Linked DNA regions of Homo sapiens: region 1 is linked to region 2. Evidence: chromatin contacts called from ENCODE Hi-C data. All regions are on one chromosome and are shown on one strand. Each heading gives the region's core, a stretch centred on a gene start or an enhancer-like site at or near the end of the contact. The rest is flanking DNA. Distances are from core to core; before and after follow the strand shown. Region 1 overlaps DOCK2 (dedicator of cytokinesis 2). Region 2 holds the start of LINC01366 (long intergenic non-protein coding RNA 1366).

What was found. A loop is a pair of places that touch in the nucleus more often than their neighbours do. Pooled maps may share reads with other maps.
Region 1: a loop to region 2 is called in a pooled map, with 5 times the contacts of the local background. The contact joins the enhancer-like site here to the promoter of LINC01366 in region 2. A Hi-C loop is called at or near these places in 1 of 168 maps with a recorded cell type or tissue (breast epithelium), 1 of 37 single-sample maps with no recorded cell type and 4 of 50 pooled maps.

What each region holds. Positions count from the first base shown.
Region 1 is chr5:169,778,065-169,781,189 of GRCh38, forward strand. The region is part of intron 25 of DOCK2 (dedicator of cytokinesis 2); the gene reads left to right. Among named protein-coding and RNA genes, the nearest start is that of DOCK2, 140 kb to the left of the region's middle. Within about 2 kb of position 1,272, at least 3 of the 41 ENCODE cell types and tissues checked have a DNase peak (open chromatin) inside an H3K27ac peak, as active enhancers do; they include breast epithelium, where a contact is called at or near this core.
Region 2 is chr5:170,330,077-170,333,133 of GRCh38, forward strand. LINC01366 (long intergenic non-protein coding RNA 1366) reads left to right here and starts at 1,317. Exons shown (of 2, transcript NR_108025.1): 1 at 1,317-1,501. RefSeq lists enhancers at 620-1,819, 1,384-1,553, 2,619-3,057.

The sequences.
Region 1 (3,125 bases), core at 22-2,521, 550 kb before region 2:
TACTCTGTGCAGCAGCACTCAGCACCTTCCACTGCCACAAGTGCTCCTGGATGGTGGGAACCTGGCTCCTCAGTTACTATTTCTGGAGTTCTTACTAACACACAGAGGTGCATTGTGCTGAGAACCATATATCATTACCTTCATGAATCCTCCCATCAACACTGTCTTACAAGGGCTGTTATGATCACCTCTTTGCAGGTGCTAAAGCTGAGATTTATATAGGAAGCTGGGATTTAAACATAGGCTCCTAACACCCATACTAAATGGTCTCTGTGTCCACAGTGTTCAGTAGTGAGTAGTAATATTTTTGTTCTTATAAATATTGGTTGGGCTGCACTCGAGGATTTGGAAGAACTGGGATGGAGAGGACACTCAGCAGTGTGCTCTTATTGCACTCTTCTCTCTTTTACTCAGTCCTTTCAAAATTGTAGGCACAAAAGTCAGGAAGGCAACACCTGTAAGACTTTGGGGGCAGCTCCTGCTACCTTAGCCCTGTCTAACTTTCTCTCTCTGTAAAATGAGACTGATAAACAGTTGCTCTGCCCTACTTGCCTGGTAGAGTCATTTTGAGCTACACGAAGGATTGTATATGCGTGTGTGCATTAAAGAATTTGCACATTGGGCATATCGAGTGTTTGAGCTGAAAGGAATGTTAGCAACCAGCTGCCCAGAGATAGTCAAATTCAGCAATTGAGAGAAACCCTGAAGGGGCTTCACCTTGGGTGTATAACAAGCAGGCCCACTTCTCCCTGCTTCTTAGAATAGCTCACTGTATCTATGTCTCTGTCAGTCTACTGATCTACCAATCTATCTATCTATATATCCAAGAAAATTTTCAGCAAAAAAATTCTAAGTCTAAAGAAGTATGTGGTATTCGTTTTTCTGTGCCTGGCTTATTTCAGTTAGCATCACGTGAAAAATTGATCTGGCTCTGATGAGGGATGTTGATAGTGGGGAAGGCCACGTGTGGGTGGGGACAGGGGATATATGGGAACTGTGTACTTTTGACTCAATTTTGCTGTGAACCTAAAGCTGCTCTTTAAACAAAACTACTCCAAAAATAAAAAACAAATACAGTACAAACATTGACCTGAATTACCACCACCCCTGATCCATTTTACAGAGGAGGAAAAAAGGCCCTGAAAGAGGAAGTGGCTCTTCTAAGGCTACTGAGTAGAAGAGTTAAGATAGAACCCCTGGTTCAGCTTTTTCTGCCCACATACCAATTTACTTACCAATTGTTAGCACTGAAAGTGTGGCCCTGTCCCTCCCTGGCTTAAAGGGTACACTTCAGTGACTTAGGGAGGGGGTGGTGGGGCTTCAGTTTCACTGCCTGTGCTCATGGTGGTGCCTGTGGTTGGGGGGAGGGGACATCTCTGCCATTGCTGGCTCCCTGGCATCACTGTGCCTGCGATTGTGAGCTGTTGGTGGTGGTGTCCAATGGCTCACACTGGCTCATTGCTGGGACAGTGGGATAATTTCCTAGGGCCAGCTCTAGAGGAACTCACAAGATGATTAGGTGGTGGCTGAGGTTCAGATGGGTTCAGGCTTTCTGCCCCACCAGCTTCTAGCTATGCAGGTCCAGCCATCTCCCTGTCCGTCTCTGTCTGTCTCTCATTTGTTCTGTCCCCACCCCACCCCCGCATCATCCCATGCAGCCCCTTTTCTAAAATCTTCTGCTTCACCCCATCCCTAGAGGAACTCCCCCTTTCCCCTTGCTCTCTTCTTAAGCCTGAACAACTCGCATCAGCTTAGACACCAGCCAGTTCCTAGGGAGGCAGTTCTCCACTCAGTCCCCTCAGGTTCCAGGTGTGGAGGAGGTGTGGTGACTGACTGTGGCCCCGTAGAGAGTGTAGGCTGCAGGAATTCATCCCGTTGCATTTGCCCTCCCAGAGAGAGCTCTAACCAGTTTTCTTTCTGGGTCACCGAAGCAGTAAGGCACACCTTGCCAAGGTGAGCATTATTTTTTTCTCAGACCCAGCGTCTTCTAATCTACTTTGGGGGTCATGTATTTCCCCTTCCACCATGGCTTTGGCCTTGATCCTTTTGGATCTAGCAACCCTGGCATTGCTGTGCTAAGAAGCATGTGGCTCTTGCCCATCCAGCGTGAGCCCAGTTTGCCCTGGTGATTGCCACCTTCCCCTAGCTGTAAACTCTGCTCTATGACTGAGGAGGGACGGAGTCAGCTCTGGTTAGATTTGTAAGTTTTAAGGCTCCCCCAACCCAATAAATGTGTGTGTGTGTGTGTGTGTGTGTGTGTGTGTGTGTGTGTGTGTTGAATCGTTCTAACACACCTTCCAAAATGCATGGGAAAGTTGTCAACTTCTTTTCTCATGGTGTGTTAAAAGAATTTGGCATCCAATAAAGTACCTCTGGGCCTTGTGTGCTGGCAGCTTCTGGGCAGGTTGACGGTTTCCTCCCTGTTCGTATTTGTTTCATCATAAGCCAAACAAAAGCACTGAGAATCCATGTATTCGGGATCTCAGGGGCCTCTCCTCCTTCTCGTGCTTCTCTAAGATTTTCCTTGTGCTTACGTAACACCAGCTTCCTGACTTCAGGTAAAGAGTGTGTGTTTTCTCTCTGTATTCCCAGTAACTGGCACTGGGATAGGTGTTTGAAGGTGAAAGGACCAGTTGCCTTCATTGAAAGATGGTAATATCGTCTATTGAAGAAAACACTACACAGTACGTCTTCACTTATTGTCATCCATAGGTTCTTGGGAACCGTAACTTTAAGTGAAATGATGTATAACAAAACCAATTTTGCCATAGGCTAATTGATATAAACAAGAGTTAAGTTCCTAACTTAAAATATCACCATAAAATATCGCCATACTTCTAAATAAAGACCAAAACACTTCTAATATTATACATTAAAATAAATGTGAGCTATACATACATTTAAGAATAATAAAAACAAGTAAGATCATGACTTACCCACTTATTCCAGTTCAGGGTCCTGGTGGCTAGAGCCCATGCTGGCATCTCAGGGTGCCGGGCGGAAACCAGCCTTGGACAGGATGCCATTCCGTCACGAGGTGCACTCACACACCTATGCTCACTCACACAGTGGCCATGTGGACATGCTAAATGAACCTGATGCACATGTCTTTGGAATGTGGGAGG
Region 2 (3,057 bases), core at 67-2,566:
CGGAAATAAACAAAGTAGGTGAGTGAGAAGTACTGTAAAGTAAATTAACAGAGCAATATCCCAGAGGGTACTACTTTAAAAGGAATGGTCAGGTCACCTTACAAGAAGGTGGCCTTTGTGATGAGTCCCAAATGATAAGAAAGGAAGCAGCCAAACAAAGAGAGACAGAAAGTCCTGATGTGGGAATGAGCTTTGTGTGTTTGAGGAACAGAAAAGAACAGAGTAAGCAGAGGAGAGGACAGAGATGAAGGCAGGGAAGTTAGGGAAAGTGTAAGAACTTGGAAAATACAGGAAACTCAGCAACAGCCAGACCTGATTTTGAATCCTTTCTCTAGCATTCATCTCTACACGTATGACCTTAACCAAGTCACCGCACCTTTCTTAGCCCCCATTTCCCCATCATGGAATGGGGACACAAGTACCTATGTCATTGGGCTTAGGGGAGAAAGTTCGGTAAAATGTCTGACACATGATAGATTTTGACAAACATTATTTCCTCTTCTTTTCTTGCTTTAAACATATAATGATGCTGTTACCTTAAAAGTTAGGTTATGCCATTAGAAGGCGCCTTTGTTCTTTGCTCTTGTTCTACCAAAATGAGAAAATGGCAAAAATCGCAGGGTGGGTCTCAGTTCTCCATTTTGTTAATATCCAAGTTGATATTTCCCTTTTGCGACAGTAACAACAACATGCAAACCAAAAACTGAAACAGCTTCAGTTCTGTGCCCTCAGGATCCAGCGTGGGACTCGTGAGAACCCTCCAGAGACAGCCACATTTCGAAGCAAGTGGCACAGGCTTTGCAGAAGGCACACTGGGCCCCTCTCAAAACTCAAGCAGCAAAGATGATGAGAGAGCTGCAGACTTCGGGGCGTGGAGGATGGGACTAAGCCGCAGAGTGCCTTGTCTAACATGTTTTAGGAAGCACCCTTCTCTTTCCCGACTCACATGGGGCAGCTATAATAATTCAGCTTCACGTGGCTGAATTATTTTCTGTTTTCACTTGGTTCTTTTTTTCTTCTCCTTTAAGAAAAAAAAAGTCCAAATAGGCTTTGGGCCACACTGGACTACCTAGTAAGGGGGATAGATGATCTAGATGATTTGAGAGCTGGTTTTCTGAAAAGCCAGGGAGCTCTGGTCTTGAGAAGACTCAGTAGCCAGGAAGCTGAGGAACACACACACACACACACACACACACACACACACACACAAACACACCCCTTCCTGGCTCCAGTTCCGCACCACCCCACACCCCCAACACCGGAAGTAGATTTCTCAATAGGCAGGGCTGGGTATGAGTCACAGGCAATTCCGTTTTGTTTGGGACCATGAGACCTCCCACTCCTGGGGCCAGAAGGAGTTGCTGAGAAGGAGCTGTGGTTCTGACCTTCAGGGGAATTCCCACGTCTGTATGGTGGCTCGTGAAGAGCATGGTTCCTTTTCTCAGCCCTCTTGAGGGGCGAGGATGCTGAGGACTGAAGTCGGTGGGGCTTGATGCATGTGGTGTGTGGATGGTGTGGGGAGGTGGGGAAGGAGGACTAACATGAATGGTGTGAGGTCTTTCAGAGGGGTCTTCCCAAGGTCACATAGTTGACGGGGGGTGAGTACTCACACTCGTGCAAAGGTGGGGGATAGGAAGGGAAACTGAGGCCATTAGTATTTGGCACCATAGCTGGTCTCTGAGGCTTTCAAATGTTCCCCCAGGAGGTTCAGCCTCTGTGGGGAGAAGCCAGGGGAACCCCATGGCACATCCCCAGCCCTGCCTGCTACCCGCCTCTGCCATCTCCCCTTCCCCTGGGCTATGAGGGGAGGTAATGAGACCTGTGACTCATACAGTGCTCTCCTTTTCCCTCCTATCAGCTCAGACTAAGCAGAGAAGTGGGCAGAGCTCTTTCACCAGAGGTGGAGGGGCCTGTTGGGGAGGGGACCCACCAAATCCTTGGGGGTGGTTCTCAGCTCCCCGGAGATAGGGGAGATGAGACCTCAGGAAGGCTCTGATCAGGCGTCTTCTGTTCTCTTTCCTTTCTTGGGTGGGAATGATGCTTCCCACTTTTGTGGTCCACCTGCAGGCCGCCTTTCATCCTTCTTCAAGTCACAGAGAGACAGAGAGGAGGGGACGAAGGACGAGCCATGGGGTTTTGAAAGCAGGCACAGCAGCAGGGGTGCTGCCTCCAGGGGTCTGCTCTGCCAAGAGTTCCTGTCCCAGGTGTCTACAAAAACAGTCAAACTCTATAAAATACTTGGAGATTTATTCTGAGCCAAATATGAGTGACCAATAGCCCGTGACACAGACCTCAGGAGATCCTGCCCAAGGTGGTCAGGTTACAGTTTGGTTTTATATATATTAGGGAGATACAAGAAATAAATCAATACATAGAAAATGTACGTTGGTTTGGTCCGGGAAGGCAGGACAACTCAAAGCAGAGGCTTCAAGTCATAGATACATTCAAAGATTTTCTGATTGACAATTGGTTGAAAAAGTTGTATTATCATCTAAAGACCTAGAATCAACAGAAGAGAATGTCTGGGTTAAGATGAGAGGTTGTGGAGACCAGGGTTCCCATTATGCAGAGGAAGCCCCAGGTAGCAGGCTTCAGAGAGAATAGGTTGTAAATGTTTCTTATCAGAATTAATTCTCTCCTGGAGCACGAAAAGGAAGGGGATTCTCTTCGAAATATAGATTTTCCCCACAAGAGACAGCTTTGCAGGACTATTTTGAGATACAGCAAATAAACATAACTTGGGGCAAAATACTTTGATTTTTTTTTTTCAGGGCCTGCTCTCTGTCATGTGATGCTATACTACAGCCAGGCTGGAATTTGGTGTCTTATTGCTACAAAGAATCAGCTTTGTCAATCCTAAGGTCTGTTTTAATGTTAATGCTGGTCAGTTGTGCCTGAGTTCCAAAAGGGAGCAGGAAATAATGAGGCACGTTCGACCCTCCCTTCCCACCACGGTTTGCACTAGTTTTTCAGGTTAACTTTGGAAGGCTATTGGCCGAGGCGAGGGGTCCATTCAGATGGTTGGGGGACTTAGAATTTTATTTTTGGTTTACACAG